Linked DNA regions of Homo sapiens: region 1 is linked to region 2. The links are chromatin loops, found by intact Hi-C in ENCODE. Cell type or tissue: gastrocnemius medialis. All regions are shown on one strand. Links, peaks and the distances in the headings refer to the core of each region. The heading gives the core; the rest is flanking DNA.

Region 1 (8,689 bases), core at 207-8,206, 50 kb before region 2:
GTCCTCAGTGAGCATAATCCTTGGTCAGTGCACAACCAACCCAGGTATGTCAGACAGCACTCAGGCTCAGGTGTGAGAAGTATCTCCAGGCAGCTGCCCAGAGCCAAACTAGGCCCAAACTGTGCATAGGTGGTACTTGAGAGCATGAGAGCAGGGGCACATACCAATACCTCCTGACTCCCACCCCCACCGCTACCCACACACCTGACATAAAATGACTCCTTACCTGCTCGCACGTGGATAGATGCCTCACACACCAGCAGGCAGACACCTCCTGTATACAACCCCCTCATCAGTACTGTCACCTCCCCCGTACACTGACGGGTCACCCCCCAACCCCCATCACCTGCTAGTGTCAGTGTGCACACATGTGCATCCTGCCCACACAGCCTCACACAGACCTGTACTCTGAGGCTCCGGCCAGATTCCTGGTCGACACTGCCGTGTGCTGCCCCTGCCCCTTGCAGACGCAAGCATGGTGTGCATGCTCCTGGTGTGCACGGGAGGATGGAGCTGGGCTGGGAGCTCCCTTGCTTCTGTCCCGCCAGGCCAGCTTATCCCGGAGGGCCTAGCCCAGCCCCTTCCCACCCCTGCCCCCCACCCCACCATCAGGTCCGTGTGCACATACAGGGCTTGGTGGGCAATGAGCCCAGTCATCGCCCCCTGCTGAGACCCATCCCACTCCCAGCAGCAGGGAGCCCCAGAGCCAGGTGGATGCCTGGGGGAGGCAGGGGCAGGGGTGGCTGGAGGAGGTGGGTGGGGAGAGAACAAAGGAGTCAAAACTCTCAGAGCTGGGGGAGGGAACAGGCAGGGCTGCATTCTCTACCTAGGGAAGGCAGGTGTCTGTGTGTCCCAGGGCTGTCATATCAAACGGCCACAAACCAGAGCCCTTAGACAACAGAAAGGCATTCTCTCAGTCTGGAAGCCAGCAGTCAGAGATCCAGGCTGGCAGGGCCACCCTCCTTGTTGAGGATCTGGGGAGGTCCTTCTTCTCCCAGCTTCATCTCCAGGCGTTCCTTGGCTATGGCTTCCTATGGCCTCCCTCTGTGTCTGTGTCTCTTTTCTCTTTCTCTCCTTTTTTTTTGAGACAGAGTTTTGCTCTGTCGCCCAGACTGGAGTGCAGTGGTGCAATCTCTGCTCACTGCAGGCTCCGCCCACCGGGTTCACGCCATTCTCCTGCCTCAGCCTCCCGAGCAGCTGGGACTACAGGCGCCCGCCACCTCGCCCGGCTAATTTTTTGTATTTTTAGTAGAGACAGGGTTTCGCTGTGTTAGCCAGGATGGTCTCGATCTCCTGACCTCGTGATCCGCCTGCCTCGGCCTCCCAAAGTGCTGGGATTACAGGCGTGAGCCACCGCGCCCAGCCTTTTTTTTTTTTTTTTTTTTGTGACGGAGTCTTGCTCTGTTGCCCAGGCTGGAGTGCAATGGCGCGATCTCGGCTCACCTCAACCTCCACCTCCCAGGTTCAAGTGATTCTCCTGTCTCAGCCTCCCGAGTAGCTGGGATTACGGGCATGCATCACCACGCCCGGCTAATTTTGTATTTTTAGTAGAGACGGGGTTTCTCCATGTTGATCAGGCTGGTCTCGAACTCCTGATCTCAGGTGATCCACCCTCCTCGGCCTCCCAAAGTGCTGGGATTACAGGCATGAGCCACCGCGCCCGGCCTTCTCTCTTTTTTTGTGTTTTTTGTTTGTCTGTTTGAGACAGAGTCGTACTCTGTTGCCCATGCTGGAGTGCAGTGGCGTGATCTCAGCTCACTGCCAACCTCCCAGGTTCAAGCGATTCTCCTGCCTCAGCCTCCCAAGTAGCTGGGATTACAAGCTCACACTACCATGCCCGGCTGATTTTTTTGTATTTTTAGTAGAGATGGGGTTTCACTATGTTGGCCAGGCTGGCCTCAAACTCCTGGCCTCAGGTGATCTGCCCACCTCGGCCTCCCAGAGTGCTGGGATTACAGGCTTGAGCCACCACACCCGGCCTGTTTTCCCTGTCTTTTATAAGGACACTGATCATTGGATTTAGGGCCCACCCAGAAAGTCCAGGATGATCTCGTTTCAAGATGTTTCCCTTAATGACATCTGCAAAGATGCTTTCTCCCGATGAGGGCACATTTAGGAAGCCTGGGTATTAGGATGTGGATATATCTTCTTTTTGGCGGAGGGACCATCCCACTCACTACAGATGCTGAGAAAAGGTGCCTGTGAAATTGGCAGGACTGGGGGCAGAAGTGGGTTCACGTCAGCAGGGCACGACAGGAACACAGAGCTGCCCTGTCCTCTTGCCCCTTCTTGTCCCCTAGTCTGACTGCCCTAGGAGCCTCTGCCCTGCCATGAAGACGTGGGCCTTCTCAGGGACCCCACTGACTCTTAGAGGCTCCTTCACGACCCACAGGATCGAGGTCTTGCTGACCCCTGACCCCCAATAGAACCGAGTGGCTCCGTGATCCTCTGGGCACCTTCCCCATCCACAGGCAGCCACAGGTGCAAGGAGCCACTCGGTTCTATCGGGGGCCAAGGGTCAAGGGGTCAGCAAGACCTCGGTCATGTCTTGCTGATCATGTCTGAGTCACCCCAGACTCTGCATCTGAATTTTTGTCCCCAGCCTTCAAGCCCCTGAGGACATGGGCTGGTTCGGAAGCTCCCTGGGGCCCCAGCACTTTGCCGCCGGGGCTGGGGCAGGGGGCAGGCTGCGGCCCAGGCCTGCGCGGATGCCGAGGCAGGGAGGTCATGGGGCCAGGGGAGGACAAAGAGCAGGGCGGTGAGTTTAGGGCCAGGGAGCTGAGGGGAGACGGCCCGGGGCCGAGGACCAGGGTGACAGTGCCAAGGGGGGCCGGCGGCCAAATCTCCTTTGGCTGCCACTTTGGAGCCCCACCCCGGAGTCCGATACTTCCACGTCTGAAGCTGGCCCTGCGAGTCCTAACGAAGGTCAAACCGTCAAGGCTCCTTTGATTTTACACGTTTTCAGCGCACAGACAGGATTCTCTCGCCTCGTCCCCTCAAAGACCGGCACAGGGCTGCGAAGACCCCTGAGCCCTTGAGGCACCCCCTCCAGGCTCCAGAGGCTTCCGCGGAGACAGAGCGCGCAGGAGGGACCCAGAGCCCCCAAGGGCGCCCCGTGGGGGTCGCCAGGCAAACCAGGCAGAGCCAGAGCCCCCTCTTCGCCAGCAGGACGGACCCGGGCGTCCTTTGGGGACCCCAAGCCGCCCGGGGGGTGGTGCGTGCGTCCCGAGGACGCCGTGTCCGGGCCCGCGCAGGCCCCACCCGGGTCACGGCCCGGGATACGTGCGCCGGGCGCCCAGCGGGTTGGGGGGGGCGGGCCCGCGGGACGCGGGTGCGGGGCACGGAGGCGGCCGGGTCGTACCACCGCGCCGCGGGAAGAGGGGCAGCTCCCGGCCGGCCCTGCCGCCCCACGCACACCCGCGGGCGGAGGACCCGTCGCCAGGCTGCGCCCCACGCCCAGCCCGGAAGCCCCGCGAGCCCGGGCCATACCACCGCGCGGCGGGAGGAGGACCACCTCGGGCCGTACCATCCGCCCGGCCGGGGGACGCGCCCTGGCCCCGCCGCGCCCTCGCAGCTGGCGCCCCGCAGGCCCCGCCCGGCAGGTGCCGCCCCTCCCCGGGCAGACGTGCAGAAAAGAACGCGCCGGCCTCGCCCGCGAAGGGCCGCGCGGCGGTGGGCGGGGCGTCGCGAACCCCCCTCGCGCCCACTGGCTGCGTTGCGGTAGGGCGGGCCCGGCTAGGCCGGCCATTGGCTGAGGGACCAGGTCATTTGCATACGGGGCTGGGCGTGGAGCCGCGGGGCCCGGGGCCGGTCGGGTCGGGCCGGGGGGCGAGAGGGTGCCAGCGGCCGCAGCTGAAGTTGGGCCGAGAGCCGGCGACGGCCCCGCGCCGGGGTCGCAGGTGACGCGCGAGGGATCCCAGGTTGGCGGGCGGGGCGCCCCTCAGAGGCCGCCCTCCCGCGGGGGCTGCGGGGGGTCGGGCTGGGCAGGCGCGGCGGGGCTCGGACGCCCAAGTTGGAGGGGACGGGGGTGGGGTCAATCCCTCCGCCCGCCCACCCGGCAGTGCCTCCAGGCGCAGGGCAGCCCCTGCCCACCGCACACTGCGCTGCCCCAGACCCACTGTGCGTGTGACAGCGGCTGATCTGTGCCTGGGCAGCGCGACCCTCCTGGCCCCGTGTCCGGGTCTGGCGGGCAGGCGAGCGGCCACACGGGGACGCGAGGGCAGCTGGATACCGTGGGGAGGGGGTGCCCTATGGACGGGGTGTGCCTGTCTGGCCAGCAGGGACGGCGGGTGGGGGTAAGCGAAATCATTCGGGGGCTTTGCTGCCCTCCGCTTGGTGGGGCTGAGGCTGGGCCAGATACCCTCTTGGAGGGAACTTTCTTTTCCTTGTGTGTCCAGGGTACCAGTGTGCGGAGTTCCTGTTGCCAAGCTGAAGGTGGCCCTGGGCAGGCACAGGTGTGGTCATATCTTCAGCCAACAGGACCATCCTCCGGAGGGCCACCTCTGGGGACTTCCTACGGGAAGAGAGTGACAGATTTGGTGCTTCTGTGTGTTTCTGCCGCTTCAGTGGGGCCGCTGCGGGAGACAGCGGGTGGATCCTCCAGCAGCCTGTCTGCTGAGCCTGCCTTCTCAAGTCTACTGTTAAAATCAGGACCGGGTCGTGTCCGAGCCTACAGGCCCTGTCTCCGCTCCCCAGGCCTGCAGGAGTTGAGGGCTGCACCTGCTCGCTGGAGAGGGAGAGGCAGATTTAGTGGACGCCTGGCATGGACTCGGACTGGCCTTTGGAAGCTCCCTGCCCTGACGGGGTTGCCTGTCACCACTGCGAAGTGAGGCTTGGCAGGACCTGCACCTGAGAAAGGCTGTGTGTGGTCTTGGGGTCCACACCTGCAGAGCTAACTTACTGCCAGACGGCGACTTACTGTGGGCCACCCTCAGTGAACCGGGGTGTCCTCAGCTGGCCCTACAGAGCACTTCTGTGCTGGGGATGAGTAGGAACTCTGGGCGAGGAGGGTCCCAGCGCCGCCCCTCGATACAGCCTGGCTCTGCCCTCTGCCCGTACTTACACCAGGTGGGATCCCTGCCCTGCATTGCCTGGGGATTGGCTGGGCTTGGGCCCGCCCTGCTGTGGAACTGGATGTTTTCAGGGAGCCCAGCCTTTCCTCATGTCAACACAGTTCACAATATAGTTTTCAAAGTACAGTTTAAAACTCAAAAGTAAACTTTTCAGCAACTCAAAGGTTTGCTGAGTGATCTGAAGCACTCTGGCCACTTTTTGGGGCCATGGGATTTGGTTCACCTGAAACAGCCAGTGAGAGGCCGGGTGTGGTGGCTCACACCCGTAATCCCAACACTTCAGGAGGCAGACGCGGGTGATCGCTCACTTGAGATCAGGAGTTCAAGACCAGCCTGGGCAACATGGTGAAACCTCGTCTCTACTAAAAATACAAAAATTAGCTAGGCATGGTGGTGGGCACCTGTAATCCCAGCTACTTGGAAGGCTGAGGCAAGAGAATCGCTTGAACCTGGGAGGTGGAGGTTGCAGCGAGACGAGATTACGCCGCTGCACTCCAGCCTGGGTGACGAGAGACTCTGCCTCAAAAAAATAAAAAAATGAAACAGCCAGTGAGGAGGAAGGCTCCCCGCCTTCCCCCCGCCGGAACATAGCCATAGCTGCTGCTGGGACACCCTCTTGGTGGGGAAGAAGGCTGGTTAGCTTCATCAGAGCCAGCAGCAGCAGACCAGGGACGGGCACCTAGGCAGTGGCCTCAGAGTGAACAGGAGTTCCTCAGAAACACACACAGGGACGGCGTGGCGCATGCTCTGCCAGCTCCATGCCTCCTTCCCATTGTGGGGCTGGGGTACGTAGGGCAGAGCTCATGACCTCCGGGAGGACATGGGGGTGGGCTCTGGATGGCACCTGGCATTGCCCCCTGCTGGCCTATGTGACGGTGTGGAGGGCTGGTCACAGAGGTACGACCATCCCTCCAGAATGTGGGTCGGGGCTGTGGATGGAGGAGTAGGCCCCTCATATCCCAGGCCTGCTGCCCAGGCACAACCCACTTGGCCTATGCATTCCAGGCTCCATCCCATGTGACTCTGGGCTTAGCCCCTTCTGGGGCCACAGGTCAGGCAGGTCCAGGCCCCAAGGACCTCCCAGTGACAGGCGACTGTGAGCTGGGCAGACAGGAGTGAAGTCAGGTGGGGGTTCTGGCTTGCTGACACCAGCGTTTGGAGCCTCCTGCTGCTGCCTGGCTTCCCTGCATTCCCTGTTCCCTGCCTCAGGCAAGAAATAACCAAGCCGAGTTGCCTCTGCACAGCAGTGAGCTCCTGGTGGCCCTGGCTTCTGGGGAGCCCTGTGGATGGCTTCCTTGCCCAAGTCCAGGCCTTCTTGTTCCCTTTGTGTGCTCCAGAGAAAGGGGGCAGCACCAGATCCAGATCCAGGGCCAACCAACAGAAAGCTGAGTCCATCCCAAACTCGCCCATTCTCAGAGCACAAAGACCCCATGATCTAGGGCAAACTTGTCCAACTGTTGGCCCATGGAACAGCTTTGAATGCAGCCCAACACAAATCTATAAATTTTCTTAAACATTGTGAGTTGTTTTTTGTTGTTATTTTGAGACAGAGTCTCGATCTGTCGCCCAGGCTGGAGTTAGTGGCCCAATCTCGGCTCACTGCAAGCTCCGCCTCCTGGGTTCACGCTCGTCTCCTGCCTCAGCCTCCCGAGTAGCTGGGACTACAGGCGCCCGCCAACACGCCTGGCTAATTTTGGTATTTTTAGTAGAGACGGGGTTTCACCACGTTAGCCAGGATGGTCTTGATCTCCTGACCTTGTGATCTGCCCGCCTCGGCCTCCCAAAGTGCTGGGATTACAGGTGTGAGCCACCGTGCCTGGCCAACATTGTGAGTTTTTTTTACGATTTTTTTTTTAAAGCTTATCAGCTATCATTACTGTATTCCATGTATGGCCCATGTATGGCCTCAGTGTATTCCAATGTGGCCCAGGGAAGCCAAAAGATTGGACACCCCTGACCTAGGGCATCCCCATCCTCTGCCTTCCCATGCATGGCTGTACCCAGGTATAGGGGTCCTCCACATTCTGCTCAACACAAAAGATTTCTCCAGCCCCAACCATGGATCCTGGAGCTGGGAGTGTATGGCTTACCCTTAGAACCAGGAGAGGTGACAGCTAGCCCAAGGGCCCAGGCAGGGGCTGGGCTGTGGACACAATTTTTTTTTATTTTGGAGACAGAGTCTTGCTCTGTCACTAAGGCTGGAGTGCAGTGGAGTGATCTTAGCTCACTGCAACCTCTGCCTCCCAGGTTCAACTAATTCTCCTGCCTCAGCCTCCCAAGTAACTGGGATTACAGGTGCATGCCACCACACCCGGTTTTGTTTTTTTTTTTTTTTGACAGAGTCTTGCTTTGTTGCCCAGGCTGGAGCACAGTGGCGCGATCTCGGCTCACTGCAAACTCCGCCCCCCGGGTTCACGCCATTCTCCTGCCTCAGCCTCCCGAGTAGCTGGAACTACAAGCACCCTCCACCACGCCCGGCCAATTTTTTGTATTTTTAGTAGAGACGGGGTTTCATCATGTTGGCCAGGCTGGTCTCAAACTCCTGACCTCAGGTGATCCGCCTGCCTCAGCTTCCCAAAGTGCTGGGATTACAGGCGTGAGCCACCATGCCTGGCCCCTGCCCTGATTTCAAAGCTGCAAGCTCAGAGCAGACATTTCACACCCACCTGGAGAAGAGGAGGCAGCCCCTGCCCACTGGTACCCATACCCTCCCTGGGGTGGTGAAGCAGCCTGGGACTGGCTGACCTGAGTGTGGGATCCACCCCCACAAGTTCTCAGTAAACCTGACGGGCGGGTCTAGCTTGTCCTGACGTCCTCAGTTCCCGCTGCTGGCGGGGCACAGGCAACATGACAGAGAGTCAGGTGGGAGGGGGTCCAGACAAATGCCTGGGACAGTCAGGCCAGGCTGAACCAGCAGGCCCACCAGGCTGGGGCCCTCACAGGAGAGCCCCTGGGGTTAGGTGAGGCAGAGCAGATGGAATGTGGAGCTCAGGAAGCCCCAGCCCTGGGCCCTACTGAGCACCCTGAGGGATCCTATTCTCAGATACTCCAGCTGTGGTGAGCCCCAGGTGTGTCAGGGTACTGCTCAGTGGCACCCCATGGAGGCTCAAGTTCAAGACCTCAGACCCTGCCCAGCGCAGCCTCCACACACACTCAAGCTGCTTCGGGCAGTTTATTGAGGTTTTCACGTTGGGGTAGGGGAAGTGGCACACACATGCTCTTGCTGTGTACACACAGTGAAGGACCTCTCCCGCAGGCAAGCACATGCCCACAGCTTGAGCACACTGTCCATGCATCTCCTGTCCCCAACAGGCAGTCGTGGCCTTTGGGGCCTGGCAAGTTCCGAGCTGGCTACGCCCCATGCTTCTCCAGGGTGCTGGCGACCTGGCAAGGACTAGGGCAGTCCCCCACTGCACCCCCAGCTCCTGAGGCCAAACCCAGGGCTTCCCACTGCCTGGCAGAGGAGCCCTCTGTGACCGCCAACTCTCCTTCTGTGGTCCGGGCAGGATGGTCTTGCAGCCCTCACTAGGCTGTCACAGAGCCTGGGGCTGGGCTGCCAGAGGACACCACTCTGGGGCAGGAGCTGCTGCTACCTCCAGGAGTTCTGCGTCATGGGG
Region 2 (8,689 bases), core at 457-8,456:
ATTAGCCGGGCGTGGAAGCACATGCCTGTAATTCCAGCTACTTGGGAGGCTGATGCAGGAGAATCGCTTGAACCCAAGAAGTGACGGTTGCAGTGAGCCGAGATTGCGCCACTGCACTCCAACCTTTGCGCTTTGGAACGAGTGAAACTCTGTCTCAAAAGAAAAGAAAATGTATACAGAGAATGTCAGAATTTATTTACCAGAACAAAACAAAAAAAGGGCAGGTGAGGTGGCCCACTCCTGTAATCCCAGCACTTTGGGAGGCCAAGGTGGGCGGATTGCTTGAGCTCAGGAGTTGAGACCAGCCTGGGCAACATGGTGAAACTCCATCTCTACAAAAAGTACAGAAATGGCCAGGTGCGGTGGCTCACGCCTGTAATCCCAGCACTTTGGGAGGCCGAGGTGGGCGAATCACGAGGTCAGGAGATCGAGAGTATCCTGGCTAACACAGTGAAACCCCGTCTCAACTAAAAAATACAAAAAATTAGCCAGGCGTGGTGGCGGCCGCCTGTAGTCCCAACTACTTGGGAGGCTGAGGCAGGAGAATGGCCTGAACCCGGGAGGCAGAGCTTGCAGTGAGCTGAGATCGCGCCACTGCACTCCAGCCTGGGCGACAGAGTGAGACTCTGTCTCAAACAAAACAAAACAAAACAAAACAAAAAAACCAGAAATCAGCCAGCCATTGTGGTGCGTGCCTGTAGTCTCAGCTACTCTGGAGGATAAAGTGAGAATCACTTGAACCCAGGCGGTTGAGACTGCAGTGAGCCGTGATCGTACCACTGCACTCCAGCCTGCATGACAGAGCAAGACACTCTTTCAAAAAAAGAATTGATTAATATGCTTGGACCATTTGCATTTAATGTAATTATTGATATATTTGGATTTAGATTTTTTTATTTTTCCATTCATGCTATTTGTTTCCTGTATCTTATCTTCCCTTTTCTGCCTTCATTTGGGTTATGAGAGCTGTTTTGGGCAGCTGATTTTAATCGTTTTTTTTTTGAGACGGAGTCTTGCTCTGTCATCCAGGCTGGAGTGCAGTGGCGTGATCTCGGCTCACTGCAACCTCTGCCTCCCAGGTTCACGCCATTCTCCTGCCTCAGCCTTCCGAGTAGCTGGGACTACAGGCGCTCGCCACCACGTCCAGCTAATTTTTTGTATTTTTTAGTAGAGACGGGGTTTCATCGTGTTAGCCAGGATGGTCTCGATCTCCTGACCTCGTGATCTGCCCGCCTCGGTCTCCCAAAGTGCTGGGATTACAGGCGTGAGCCACCTCACCGGGCTGTAATTGTTTTTGAAAATATCTCTTGGCTGGGTGCAGGGGCTCACACCTATAATCCTAGCACTTTGAGAGGTTGAGGTGGGCCAGTTGCTTGAGCTAGGAGTTCAAGGCCAGCCTGGAAAACATGGCAAAATCCCGTCCCTGCCAAAAATACAAAAATTAGCTGGGCACAGTGGTGTGTGCTTGTAGTCGCAGCTTCTCGGGAGGCTGAGGCAGGAGGGTTGCTTGAGCCCAGGTGGTTCAGACTGCAGTGACCTGTGATCATGGCACTGCACTCCAGATGCCTGTCTCAAAACGCACAAAGCAAAGGGTAGGAACAGGCAGAACCAAGCGGAAGTATGCCTGACTAGTACTTGGTGAAATGCCAGCTAGACCCATGGTGAGTTACCATTTCATATTCTCATGACTAGGGTGGGGACAGGGAGGCCTGAGGCAGTCGAACCAGTGGCTAGTGAAGGTCTGGAGCGGGGAGGGAGCCTGTGCCCTGGGGCGGGAGCGTAAATTCTGAGAGCCACCGCTGGGGGGCGATTGGGCCTGGCAGGGCGTCTGCCCCGTGTCTGGGCACACAGAGGTCCGGAGTACGCTGGCGGTGGCAGTGTTTGCATAAAGTCAGACAAGACGAGAGCATCGGTGAGTAAATGCCGGTGTTCAGGCAGCGGAGTAGTCAACAGCAGCTGAGATGAATAACCGACGCGGTCTCAATATGGACAATTCCCACCCCAATTCTGTTGAATGGAACCAGCAGCTGGCGGGTGGGTGCGCATTGTGCAGCGTTTCCAAATTGTTCAGAGGCGCAGGAAAGGCCCTCGCCATCTGGGAAGGCGTAGGGGTGAGCACGGCCTCAGGGAACAGAAAGGACGGAGACAGAACTCAGGCGGCAGAGGCCTCCAGGAGACCCTGGATGGAGGGGAGAGGGCGACTCGGGGGGCTCTGAGCATGTGTTTAAGGGGAGAGGTCAGGCATGGGGCTCATTATTTTTAAAAAACCTGTTTGTATGTTTGAAATATTCAATACTAGGCCGGGCGCGGTGGCTCATGCCTGTAACGCCAGGACTTTGGGAGGCTGAGGTGGGCGGATCATTTGAGGCCAGGAGTTTGAGACCAGCCTGGCCAACATGATGAAACCCCGTCCCTACTGAAAATACAAAAAAATGAGCCGGACGTGGTGGCGCACGTAATCCCAGCTACTCGGGAGGCTGAGGCAGGAGAATCACTGGAACCCGGGAGGCGGAGGTTGCAGAGAGCCGAGATCGCACCATTGCACTCCAGCCTGGGCGACAGAGCGAGATTCCCCATAAAAAAAAAAAATCAGTAATAAAGCTCACCTGTGTATCAGGCCGCGTTCTAATAAAGCTCACCTGTGTATCAGGCCGCGTTCTAATAAAGCTCACCTGTGTATCAGGCCGCGTTCTAATAAAGCTCACCTGTGTATCAGGCCGCGTTCTAATAAAGCTCACCTGTGTATCAGGCCGCGTTCTAATAAAGCTCACCTGTGTATCAGGCCGCGTTCTAATAAAGCTCACCTGTGTATCAGGCCGCGTTCTAATAAAGCTCACCTGTGTATCAGGCCGCGTTCTAATAAAGCTCACCTGTGTATCAGGCCGCGTTCTAATAAAGCTCACCTGTGTATCAGGCCGCGTTCTAATAAAGCTCACCTGTGTATCAGGCCGCGTTCTAATAAAGCTCACCTGTGTATCAGGCCGCGTTCTAATAAAGCTCACCTGTGTATCAGGCCGCGTTCTAATAAAGCTCACCTGTGTATCAGGCCGCGTTCTAATAAAGCTCACCTGTGTATCAGGCCGCGTTCTAATAAAGCTCACCTGTGTATCAGGCCGCGTTCTAATAAAGCTCACCTGTGTATCAGGCCGCGTTCTAATAAAGCTCACCTGTGTATCAGGCCGCGTTCTAATAAAGCTCACCTGTGTATCAGGCCGCGTTCTAATAAAGCTCACCTGTGTATCAGGCCGCGTTCTAATAAAGCTCACCTGTGTATCAGGCCGCGTTCTAATAAAGCTCACCTGTGTATCAGGCCGCGTTCTAATAAAGCTCACCTGTGTATCAGGCCGCGTTCTAATAAAGCTCACCTGTGTATCAGGCCGCGTTCTAATAAAGCTCACCTGTGTATCAGGCCGCGTTCTAATAAAGCTCACCTGTGTATCAGGCCGCGTTCTAATAAAGCTCACCTGTGTATCAGGCCGCGTTCTAATAAAGCTCACCTGTGTATCAGCCCGCGTTCTAATAAAGCTCACCTGTGTATCAGCCCGCGTTCTAATAAAGCTCACCTGTGTATCAGCCCGCGTTCTAATAAAGCTCACCTGTGTATCAGCCCGCGTTCTAATAAAGCTCACCTGTGTATCAGCCCGCGTTCTAATAAAGCTCACCTGTGTATCAGGCCACGTTCCTTTAGGAAGAAACACGGAGATCTAAGGAATGCGCGCGGCTCAGGGGTGAACTGCGGGTGATTTTCCCTCTTCTTATTTGTACTTGTATGTTCTGAAAATGTCGTCTAGCTTTTGGGTAGTTCTTACCTGAGAAAAGCCAGACAGCAGGTTTTTGGCGGAAGGACCGGTTTGCACAGCGGACACACGGGAGCTGCCCTCGCGGCTTTCGGAGAAGCCTCCCCCGTGCGGCGCCTCGCGCGCCCTCGTAAGCGCGCCGCGTCTTGGGGCCGCAAGTTCCCCTCGGTTTGGGGGCGGGGTTTCCAGGTCACGTGACCGGGAGACACGCCCCCCCGCCCCGGTCCCTCAGAGCGGCCGGCAGAGGGCGCCCGAGTCCCGGCCTCGCTCGCGCGTTCGGGGCGGCTCCTTCCTCGCGCGCCGCCGGCCACATCCAGGAGGGGGCGCCGCGAGTCCTCTCCGGCGGCCCCGTCGTGGGCAGCCCGGGGCCGGCTCCTGGGCGTCCGGTTCCGCGCTGGCTGCGTTTCCTGCCCCACCTGCTGGTGTCGGCTCGTGCGTGCCTCCTCCCCTGGGTTATGGGAATGGAATACGGTCTCCAAGTAATAAAGTGAACAGGCGGCCGGGCAGGGTGACTCACGTCTGTAATCCCAGCACTTTGGGAGGCGGAGGCGGCCGGATCACGAAGTCAGGAGTTGGAGACCAGCCTGGCCAAATGAAACCCCATCTCTACCAACAATACAAAAAAAATTTAAAAAGCTGACCTGGCGCGGTGGCTCACGCCTGTAATCCCAAGCACTTTGCGAGGCCGAGGCGGGTGGATCACGAGGTCAGGAGATCGAGACCATCCTGGCTAACACCATGAAACCCCGTCTCTACCAGAAATACAAAAAATTAGCTGGGCGTGGTGGCGGGCACCTGTAGTCCCAGCTACTCCTAAGGCTGAGGCAGGAGAATGGCGTGAACCCGGGAGGCGGAGCTTGCAGTGAGCTGAGATGGGCCACTGCACTCCAGCCTAGGCGACAGAGCGAGACTCCATCTCAAAAAAAAAAAAATTTTATTATTATTATTTTTTATTTATTGATCATTCTTGGGTGTTTCTCAGAGAGGGGGATGTGGCAGGGTCATAGGATAATAGTGGAGAGAAGGTCAGCAGATAAACACGTGAACAAAGGTCTCTGGTTTTCCTAGGCAGAGGTCCCTGCGGCCTTCCGCAGTGTTTGTGTCCCTGGGTAGTTGAGATTAGGGAATGGTGATGACTCTTAACGAGCATGCTGCCTCCAAGCATCTGTTTAACAAAGCACATCTGGCACCGCCCTTAATCCATTTAACCCTGAGTTGACACAGCACGTTTCAGAGAGCACGGGGTTGGGGGTAAGGTTATAGATTAACAGCATCCCAAGACAGAAGAATTTTTCTTAGTACAGAACAAAACGGAGTCTCCTATGTCTACTTCTTTCTACACAGACACAGTAACAATCTGACCTCTCTTTCTTTTCCCCACATTTCCCCCTTTTCTTTTTGACAAAACTGCCACTGTCATCATGGCCCGTTCTCGATGGTCGCTGTCTCTTTGGAGCTGTTGGGTACACTTCCCAGACGGGGCGGCCTGGCAGAGGCACTCCTCACCTCCCAGACGGGGTGGCCGGGCAGAGGTGCTCCTCACCCCCCAGATGGGACGGCCGGGCAGAGGCGCCCACTTCCCAGACGGGGCAGTCGGGCAGAGGCGCTCCCCACCTTCCAGATAAGGCGGTGGCTGGGCAGAGGTGCCCCTCACTTCCCAGGTGGGGCGGTCGGGCAGAGGCACCCCTCAACTCCCAGACGGGGCAGCCAGGCAGAGGCGCCCCCCACCTCCCAGACGGGGCAGCTGGGCAGAGGCGCCCACTTCCCAGACCGGGCGGCCGGGCAGAGGCGCTCCTCACCTCCCAGACGATGGGCGGCCGGGCAGAGATGCTCCTCACCTCCCAGACGGGGTGGCGGCCGGGCAGAGGCTGTAATCTTAGCACTTTGGGAGGCCAAGGCAGGCAGCTGGAAGGTAGAGGTTGTGGCGAGCTGAGATCACGCCACTGCGCTCCAGCCTTGGCAACACTGAGCATTGAGTGAGCAAGACTCCGTCTGCAATCCCAGCACCCCGGGAGGCCGAGGCGGGCAGACCATTGGAGGTCAGGAGCCGGAGACCAGCCCGGTCAACAGGGCAAAACCCCGTCTCCTCCAAAAATACAAAAACCAGTCAGGCGTGGCGGTGCATGCCTGCAATCCCAGGCACTTGGCAGGCCGAGGCAGGAGAACCATGGGAGCCCGGGGCAGGGAGGCTGCAGCAAGCCGAGACCACAGCAGTACAGTCCAGCCTCGGCAACAGAGGGAGACCGAAGGGAGAGGGAGAGGGAGAGGGAGAAAAAAATAATTAAAAAGCTTTATAAGCCTGCTGGATTCTGTCAAATGCCTTTTCTAAGTCTACTGAAATGATGATGTATTTTTGTCTTATTTTATTTATTTAGAGACCAGGTCTCACTATGTTGCTCAGAATCCTCCTGCTTCAGCCTCCCAAAGTGCTGGGATCACAGATGTGAGCCACCACGTCCGGCCGTCTTTTTGTCTTTTAATCTGCTTATATGGTGAATTCCATTGGCTCATATTTCATGTTGAACCAGCCTTGCATTCCTGTGATAAATTTCACTGCGTCATGGTGTGCACTTATATTTGTATTATACATATATGTGTGCTCATGGGCCTGTGTTTCAGTGTGTGGCAATGCTGTGGGCCTACAATCATCAAAACAGCTCTGGAAAACAATGGTCAAGTGAGAGGGCATTCTATGCCTGGCTTCAAGATTTGGGTTTTTTTTTTTTTGAGATGGAGGCTCGCTCTGTCACTCAGGCTGGAGTGCAGTGGTACGATCTCAGCTCACTGCAGCCTCCGCCTCTGGGGCTCAAGTGATTCTTGTACCTCAGCCTCCCGAGTAGCTGGGATTACAGGCGTGTACCACCATGCCTGGCTAGTTTTTGTATTTTTGGTAGAGACGGGTTTCGCCATGTTGGCCAGGCTGGTCTTGAACTCCTGGCCTCAAGTGATCCACCCACCTCGGCCTCCCAAAGTGCTAGGATTACAGGCGTGAACCTTTGCACCTGGCCCAAGATGTGTTATAAAGGTTCAGAAATCCAGACAGTGTGGCATTGGTAACAGGATAGACAAATAGATCAGTGGAACAGAATAGAGGATCGAGAGTAGACCCTCACATACATGCTCAACTGATTTTGAAATAAGTGTAAGCAAATTCAGCAGAGAAAGGAGAATCTTAGCAACAAATGGTACTAGAATGACGGGGCTACACATATGAATGGAAGCTTCAATCTATACATGACAGTACATATATAAATCCATTCAAAATTTACTATTAATTTTTTTGAGATGGAGTCTCACTCTCTCGCCCAGGTTGGAGGGCAGTGGCACAATCTTGACTCACTGCAACCTCTGTCTCCCAGGTTCAAGTGATTCTCCTGCCTCAGCCTCTGGAGTAGCTGGGATTACAGGTGCCCGCCACCACACCTGGCTACTTTTTGTATTTTTAGTAGAGACGGGGTTTCACCATGTTGGCCAGGCTTGTGTCAAACTCCTGACCTCTGGTGATCCACCCGCCTTGGCCTCTCAAAGTGCCAGGATTACAGGTGTGAGCACTGTGCCTGGCCTCAGAACTTATTATAAGCCAAAATGTAAGGCCTACAACTGTAAAATGTGCGTTAAGAATGAAAAGGAGGATGTCAGTGTGACTTGGGTTAGAGAAATGATTCTTAAACACTAAAAGCATGACACATAAAGGAAAACCTGATCCACTGGACATCATGAGAATGAAGGGTGTGTGCATTTTGAAAGGCCCTGAGAAGACAAGCCCAGGCTGGCAGAGGCATTAGCAAATATCCCGTCTGAGGAAGGACTCATCTGCAGCATCTATGACAAGCTCCCAGGAGTCATGGGGTGCTGTGCTCTCGGCAGATATGGGAGAGCCTCCCATCCCATCATTCGTGTCTCCGGAGCAGCACTGCTCAAAGTCCCCTACCAATGCCCTCCTCAGCCGACAGACCTGACCCTCCCCACATGTGCACCCACAGGCCAGGCCTTGTGGGTCTTCTTGGGACATGACCCCAACTTCAGGAGGAGGAAAGTAAGAAGAGGAAAATCAATGAAAAGAAAAAAGAATTTACTGGTGGCCCTTTCAAGTCTTTCTGTCAAACGGCCCAATTTCAGGTTCAGCCAGGCAGTGGTGACAAGGCAGCCCTGTGTTCTGCCCAGTTCCAAGGGCTCCACCGCCTCTGTGGGTGAGAAGCAGCAACCAGCCGGGGAGAAAACCATCTAGCTGCGTCAACCTCGGTAGTGCTGGAAGTTAGCACAGGCGGGCCTGGGTTACCACGGTTCAGTTCTAGACACCGCAATAACACAAATGTCGCAATAAAGCCAGTCGGAGGGATTTTTCGGTTTTCCACTGCATATAAAAGTTATGTTTATACCACAGTGCAGTCAGGTGTGCAATAACATTATGTTTACAAAACAATGCATATGCCTCAATTTAAAATACTTTATTGACCACTCCTCACTCCCTCCCCAACTGGGCTCCCACCACCCTACCCTCCCTCAAGACCAAAAAAACAATAAATAATAATAATAATAGGCTGGGCACAGTGGCTCACACCTGTAATCCCAGCACTTTGGGAGGTCAAGTGGGCAGATTGCATGAGCTCAGGAGACCAGCCTGGGCAACATGGTGAAACCCTGTCTCTACCAAAAATACAAAAAATTAGCCGGGTGTGGGGGTGTGCACCTGTGGTCCCAGCTACTAGGGAGACAGAGGTGGGAGGATTGCTTCAGCCTGGGAGGCAGAGGTTGCCGTGAGCCGAGATAATGTCACTGCACTCTAGTCTGGGCAACAAAGCAAGACCTCGTCTCAAAAAAAAAATGGCTGGGGGTGGTGGCTCACACCTGTAATCCTAGCACTGTGGGAGGCCAAGGTGGGCGGATCACCT

What was found. Peaks named below come from ENCODE experiments on the same cell type or tissue, not always from the same donor. Only the 100,000 strongest peaks of a DNase experiment are listed, where the experiment ranks them.
Region 1: a loop joins it to region 2, with 6 times the contacts of the local background. A loop is called at or near these places in 13 of 110 quality-filtered maps.

What each region holds. Positions count from the first base shown.
Region 1 is chr11:563,562-572,250 of GRCh38, reverse strand. It overlaps LOC124902805 (translation initiation factor IF-2-like), which reads right to left and starts at 657. Exons shown (of 4, transcript XM_047428004.1): 1 at 607-657. The coding sequence starts at 657. MIR210HG (MIR210 host gene) reads left to right here and starts at 3,794. Exons shown (of 2, transcript NR_038262.1): 1 at 3,794-3,899; 2 at 4,398-6,594. It overlaps MIR210 (microRNA 210), which reads left to right and starts at 4,053; the gene lies at 4,053-4,162. RASSF7 (Ras association domain family member 7) reads right to left here. Exons shown (of 6, transcript NM_003475.4): 6 at 8,226-8,689. The coding sequence ends at 8,606. RefSeq lists enhancers at 2,112-2,862, 5,448-6,002, 6,003-6,557. In gastrocnemius medialis, for the core only: no CTCF peak of the experiment used is centred there; a DNase peak (open chromatin) is centred at 3,680; H3K4me3 peaks cover 2,018 bases; H3K27ac peaks cover 2,376 bases.
Region 2 is chr11:514,228-522,916 of GRCh38, reverse strand. It overlaps a transcript of LRRC56 not described here. Among named protein-coding and RNA genes, the nearest start is that of RNH1, 11 kb to the right of the region's middle. In gastrocnemius medialis, for the core only: a CTCF peak has its summit at 4,039 (motif pointing right); a DNase peak (open chromatin) is centred at 4,256; H3K4me3 peaks cover 972 bases; H3K27ac peaks cover 1,851 bases.